2 separate regions of the Homo sapiens genome follow, and region 1 is linked to region 2. Evidence: read pairs that join two places in POLR2A ChIA-PET (ENCODE). Cell type or tissue: A673. All regions are shown on one strand. Each heading gives the region's core, and the rest is flanking DNA. Links, peaks and the distances in the headings are about the cores only.

Region 1 (2,923 bases), core at 206-2,705, 60 kb after region 2:
AGAAAGCTGCATACAGAGACAGCTATGAAGAACTGCAAAGAAACCTTGGTTGGTCTTCAGCTGCATGGCGATCAGCACATATGTGAAGAAACTGCCCAAGGTTGGGGAAAGAACCATCTGAAAGGATTAGAGTGAACACTTCTCAAAACTAACAGATTTGAAACTCAGCACCACTATTTCCTAGCTGTGTGATCTTAGGCAAATCATTTATGCTCTCTGAACCTGTTTCTTCATCAGAAAAATGGATATATAATACCACTGACATCAGAGAGTTTTTGTGCAAATCAGAAAGAATCAACATTACATAGCAGGGGAACTGGCACATAATAGTTGCTCAATTAACCAAAAAAAGGTGTCCCACAAATAAAATAAAGTAAAATAAAACTAATGGAGGACTTGGAATAATTCATGTTCCCAACAACAAAATGAAAAACCATGTCATGTCATTCATGGGGCATTGCATGGAGTACTCTGAAGGCTATCGTCTTAGCAGTGGGAAGAAAAATAGCCCTAGATTAAATACTGCCCTGATCCCACCTAACAAAGCTTAAAATCAAGATTTTAAAGAATAAAATGGTTTCCAAGTAACTTAACTGCATCCCAGAACAGAGTTTAAGAATATTTATGAAAACACAAGAACATCTACCACTCACCAAGATAAAAGCCACAATGTCTGGCATCCAGTAACAATTACTAGCCATGCAAAGAAGCAGAAAAATATGGCTCATAATGAGGAGAAAATTAATCAACAGAGACTTAAATATGTCATAGATGATAAGAGTAGATAATAACTTTAAAATAATTATTATAACTATATTCCATACAGAAAGGAAAGATTGAGCATGTTAAGTAGAGACATATAAGATATAAAGACCCAAATAGAACTTTTAGAGATGAAAACTACAATGTCTAAGATGAAAATTACATAGAATGAGATTATAGCAGTTCAGACAATATAAAAGATTCATGAATATGAAGACACAGCAATAGAAATTATCCAAAATGAAATACAGTATGAAAAAGACTAAAAGAAATGAACAGAATCAATGTGTGTGAGACAACTTGAAATAGCCTAATGTACATGTAACTGATGTCTCCAGAGGTTAGGACTAGGGATCTGAAAAAAATATTTGAAGTAGTGCTGGCTGAAAATTTTCTAAATTTGATGAAAACTACAAACCCACAGGTTCATGTTCATCAAACTCCAGACACAACCTGAAGAAAACTACATCAAGTAACATATTTAAATTACTGGCCAGGCGTGGTGGCTCATGCCTGTAATCCCAGCACTTTGGGAGGCCGAGGTGGATGGATCACTTGAGGTCAGGAGTTCGAGACTAGCCTGGCCAACATGGTAAAACCCCATCTCTACCAAAAATACAAAAATTAACCAGGTGTGGTGGCACACGCCTGTAGTCCCAGCTACTTGGGAGGCTGAGGCAGAAGAATCACTTGAACCCAGGAGACAGAGGTGGCAGTGAGCCGAGATCATGCCACTGCACTTCAGCCTGGACAACAGAGCAAAACCCTGTCTCAAAAAATAAAAATAAAAATAAAAATTGCTTAAAACCAGTGATAAAGAGAAATCTAAAAAGTAACCCAAGGAAAAAATTCACATCATGGAGAGGAATAAAGATAAGAATTACAATGAACTTCTTATCAGAAACCATCCAAGCCAGAAGTCAGTGGAGCAACATATTTAACTACTGAAAGAAAAGGGAAAAAACCCATCAACCTGGAATTCTTATCCCAGCAAAAAAACTTTCAAAAGGGAAGGCTAAATACATACTTTTGCAGACATACAAAAGGTGAAAGAACGCATCGCCAGCAGATATGCACCACAAAAAAATGTTAAAGGAAGTCCTTTGGGCTGATGAAAAATGAGCAATGATACCAGATAAATATCTGATGCTACACAAAGGAATGAAGAGTAACAGAAATAGTAAATATGTGATTAAATAGAAAACACGTTTTTGTTACTTTTAAAATACCTTTAAAAGAGAACTGATTATTTAAAACAAAAATTAAAATGTGTATTGTGGTGTTTGTAACATACATAGAGGAAAAGTATAGGACAAAAATAACACATAGGCCAGGATGGAGGGAGGGAAAAATACTATTTTAAAGTCCTACTATACATGCAGTTCTAAACTTAACGAAGGTAGACTGTGATAAGTATGAGATGTATACCACAGACACCAAAACATTCACTAAAAAAAAACAGGTTATAACAAGTGAGCCAGTAAAGGAAACAAAATGGAATCATAAAAAAAATCATTAATGCAAAAAAGGCAGAAAAGGTAGAAACATGAAACAACAGATGGGACAAATATCATCTATTCTGAGAGAATAATCAGAAATACAAAAGTTAGAAACAAAGGGATTTATCATGCCACTGTCTACAATACAAAACATTGGAAATCGCCTATCCAACAATAGGGAAATGGTACAAAGGCACTAAAACTGTTGTTTATGAAGAGCATGTCATAACATGAGAAAATACTGGTGCTATAAAGTAAATTGAAATAAAGCAAAATGTAAAATTTTATATTGAACAATACCTCAACTACAAACAACCATGATAGGAAAGAAAAACAGTGTGTGGTATGACAATAGTAATTTTTGTCTACTTTTTTTTCAATTTTCTATAATAAGATTATATTCCTTAAATAATCTGAAGAGAAAAACTGCAACTAAATTTTTGAATATTGTCAGGTCCTGTGCTAGACCTAGTCACATACTATCTCATGGCTCCCCACAACAATATTGCAAAAAATAAATATTTTTCAATGTTTTCAAATAAGAAAATTGAGGCTCAGGGAGTATATGCCAGGCACACAGAGCTAATGTGTCAGAATATTGGCAGTTACTGGTGTTTTCTGCATAGATTTAATTCCTTAATCTGGGTGTTAGAAACCAGGTA
Region 2 (2,923 bases), core at 155-2,654:
GGAGTCAAATAAGAGCTTGTTGTCAGCCGGGCACGGTGGCTCACTCCTGTAATCCCAGCACTTTGGAAGGCCAAGGCAGGCAGATCATGAGGTCAGGAGTTCGAGACCAACCTGACCAACATGGTGAAACCCTGTCTTTACTAAAAATTACAAAAATTAGCTGGGCGTGGTGGCGCATGCCTGTAATCCCAGCTATTCAGGAGGCTGAAGCAGGAGAATCACTTGAACCTGGGAAATGGAGGTTGCAATGAGCCGAGATCATGCCACTGCACTCCAGCCTGGGTGACACAGAAAGACTCCATCTCAAAAAAAAAAAAAAAAAAAAAGAGCTGTTGTCATGACAATTGTAATTATTGTTATATGATTTCACCATATATAACAGTCTACAACTACCTATACACATTGATCCAAAAAAGAAAAGCATCGAAAAGTGTAATATATCTGGTGACTCTTCTTAAGTCACCAGATACATTGGTAAGATAATTATTCACTTTGTAAATAGATTCACGGTCAAGTTTTGCTACTTCATCTAATGTTATTAATTCAGTATTTATTTTATACCAGAGGCAGTCCTAGGCAGTCCATTGACATTGATCATTTAATTCTTAAGGTAGCAAGGTATAGTAGTTTAAAAGGTAGGATTTGGATTCAGGCTGACCTAGGTCCAAATGATGATTCTCTCACTTGAAAACTGAGCAGTCCAGGAACATTAGTTAATATCTCTGAGCCATAAGTTCATTATCTCTGCAATGAGGACACTCACATCTACCTTACTGCAAGGAACAAATGTGCTAATGTTTATACAGCCCTTAGCCTGATCCTCGGTGCCCTGCGTATGAATGAATACTTTGTTCATCGTCATCATCATCATCCTCATGACCAGAGGTTTTATAACTTTCCTACAGGTAATCTACATCCATTCAATCAGTAAATTCTATCGATTCCATCTCCAAAATATATTTCCATGCCTCCTTTTTTCTCCCTTTCCATTGCCCCCACTCAACCTGGGGCCACAGTCATCCCCTCCAGCTCTGTCTACTCTCACAGGCTTTGTAATTTCTGTGGAGGAGGAGAAATATCTCTTTTCTTACCCATCCTAGGTTCATGGATGAGGTCCCTATAATAAAAGACGGATTAACCAGAGGAAAGCATACACATTTATTTAATAAGTTTTCTATGACATGGGAGCCTTCATAAAGAAATGACAACCCAAACAAAGAGTTAAACTTGAGTGTTTTTATACTGGATTTGATAAAAAAGAAGAGTCAAGAAGAAATATGATGTGACAAATAATGTAATCTAATGGTAATAAACTGAGGAAACTTAGCATGATCTGTTTGTTCAGATTCTAATCTGTGTTCCCATGTCTTCAAAGACAAGGGATTCCTTTCATCTGGGTGTAGGGAGGGCACCTCTCACATGCAGGTCTTCTGACCTGCTTCAGGGGAAGGTCAGAAAATCCTTCTTGGTCCAGGTGTAGTGGTTCACACCTGCAATCCCAGCACTTTGGGAGGCCAAGGCACGAGGATCACCTGAGGCAAGGAGCTTGAGACCAGCCTGGGCAACACAGTAAGACACTGTCTCTAAAGGAAGGAATAAATAGAAAAGAAAATCCTTCCTATATTTTATCATCTGCTTCAAGGGAGAAGTGGGGAAAGTCTGAGAGATCTTCCTGCTTCTAAGGCTTTCTCAAATTCCTTCAGCTTCAATATGCCAAATTTTGGGGTAGTGTGTCCTGAGCCCTGTCTGTTCTCTCCCTGTTTCTTCTTTTGCCCTCTCCAAATCTTCTCCTTGGAGCCAGCTAAAGAAAATGTTTCCAACCTTAAATTGCCTCAGGCTCTCCAAAGGCTTCCTTTGGAATATATTCGAAATGCTTTACCACGACCCAGGCACCCATGGACGATCCAGGGCTTACTGTCACGGCGCTGCTCCTAGTCTTCCCAGACCAGAAGAAACAGCACGAGCTCCTGCCTCTGCTGCTCCACCTGCTCGTCTCAGCTTAAAGGACGACTCAGAAAGGGCTCCTCAGTGCTTTAATCAAATAGGTCCTCCCATTTTTCTCTGTAGCCTCTGATGTGTACGTTCCACATGCATGTGTTTACCTGTTCATTGTCTGTCTCCCCTACTAGACTGCAAACTCCCCCACAGCCTTGTACAGCTGCTGTACACACTGCTGAATGGCCATCACTAACCCAGTGCCTGGTACACATTTCTTCGTTCAACAAGTATGTACTTCCTGGCTTTCATGGGCAGGCATTAGAAATGTAGATTAATACACACTGGAAATCAGCAATGTATTGTGTTAGAAAGTGATAAGTACTACAGAGAAAAGTAAAACAGGAAGAAAATGGATAGGGAGGAATTAGTGGGTGCAGGGCCACAGTATAAATTAGGAGGGCCAGGGGAGGCCTCACTGAGAGGGGCCATGTGGACAGAGACTTGAAAGGTATGAGAATAAGCCACGGGGATTTGCAAAAAGAAAATGCCAGGTGGAAATTCAGTGCCACGACCCTAAGGTGGGACGGTGCCTGAGTGTTCAAGGAATCGCCAGCAGCCAGTGTCACTGGAGATGAGTGAGTTCAGGGGAAAGCAGAAGATGGAATCGCAGAAGCCAGGAGAAACCTCTGGGCCTCTGCCAGGACTTGGCCTCTGCTCTGAGGGAGAGGAGAAGTACTGGAGAGTTCTGAGTACAGGAGAACACAGTCTGATTTATGTTCTAATCAGATGTCTCTGGCTACTGAATTGAGAGTCCTATATGGGATGTAAGGGGCCAAGAGTGAAAGCCCAGATGCCATCTAGGCCAGGTGAAAGGTGATGGTGTTCTCGGCCGCCAGAGTAGGAGTAGGGCAATTGCTAAAAAGTGCTCAGAGTCTGGGTGTAATTTTAACATAGAACTGAGAGGATTTGCTGACATATTGATTGT

Evidence for each region. Peaks named below come from ENCODE experiments on the same cell type or tissue, not always from the same donor. Only the 100,000 strongest peaks of a DNase experiment are listed, where the experiment ranks them.
Region 1: POLR2A ChIA-PET joins it to region 2 with 6 read pairs; 2 of 35 experiments call an interaction of 5 or more read pairs at or near these places.

The regions. Positions count from the first base shown.
Region 1 is chr7:31,285,254-31,288,176 of GRCh38, reverse strand. No RefSeq gene overlaps it. Among named protein-coding and RNA genes, the nearest start is that of NEUROD6, 54 kb to the left of the region's middle. In A673, for the core only: no CTCF peak of the experiment used is centred there; no DNase peak of the experiment used is centred there.
Region 2 is chr7:31,345,323-31,348,245 of GRCh38, reverse strand. No RefSeq gene overlaps it. Among named protein-coding and RNA genes, the nearest start is that of NEUROD6, 6.1 kb to the right of the region's middle. In A673, for the core only: no CTCF peak of the experiment used is centred there; no DNase peak of the experiment used is centred there; H3K27ac peaks cover 854 bases.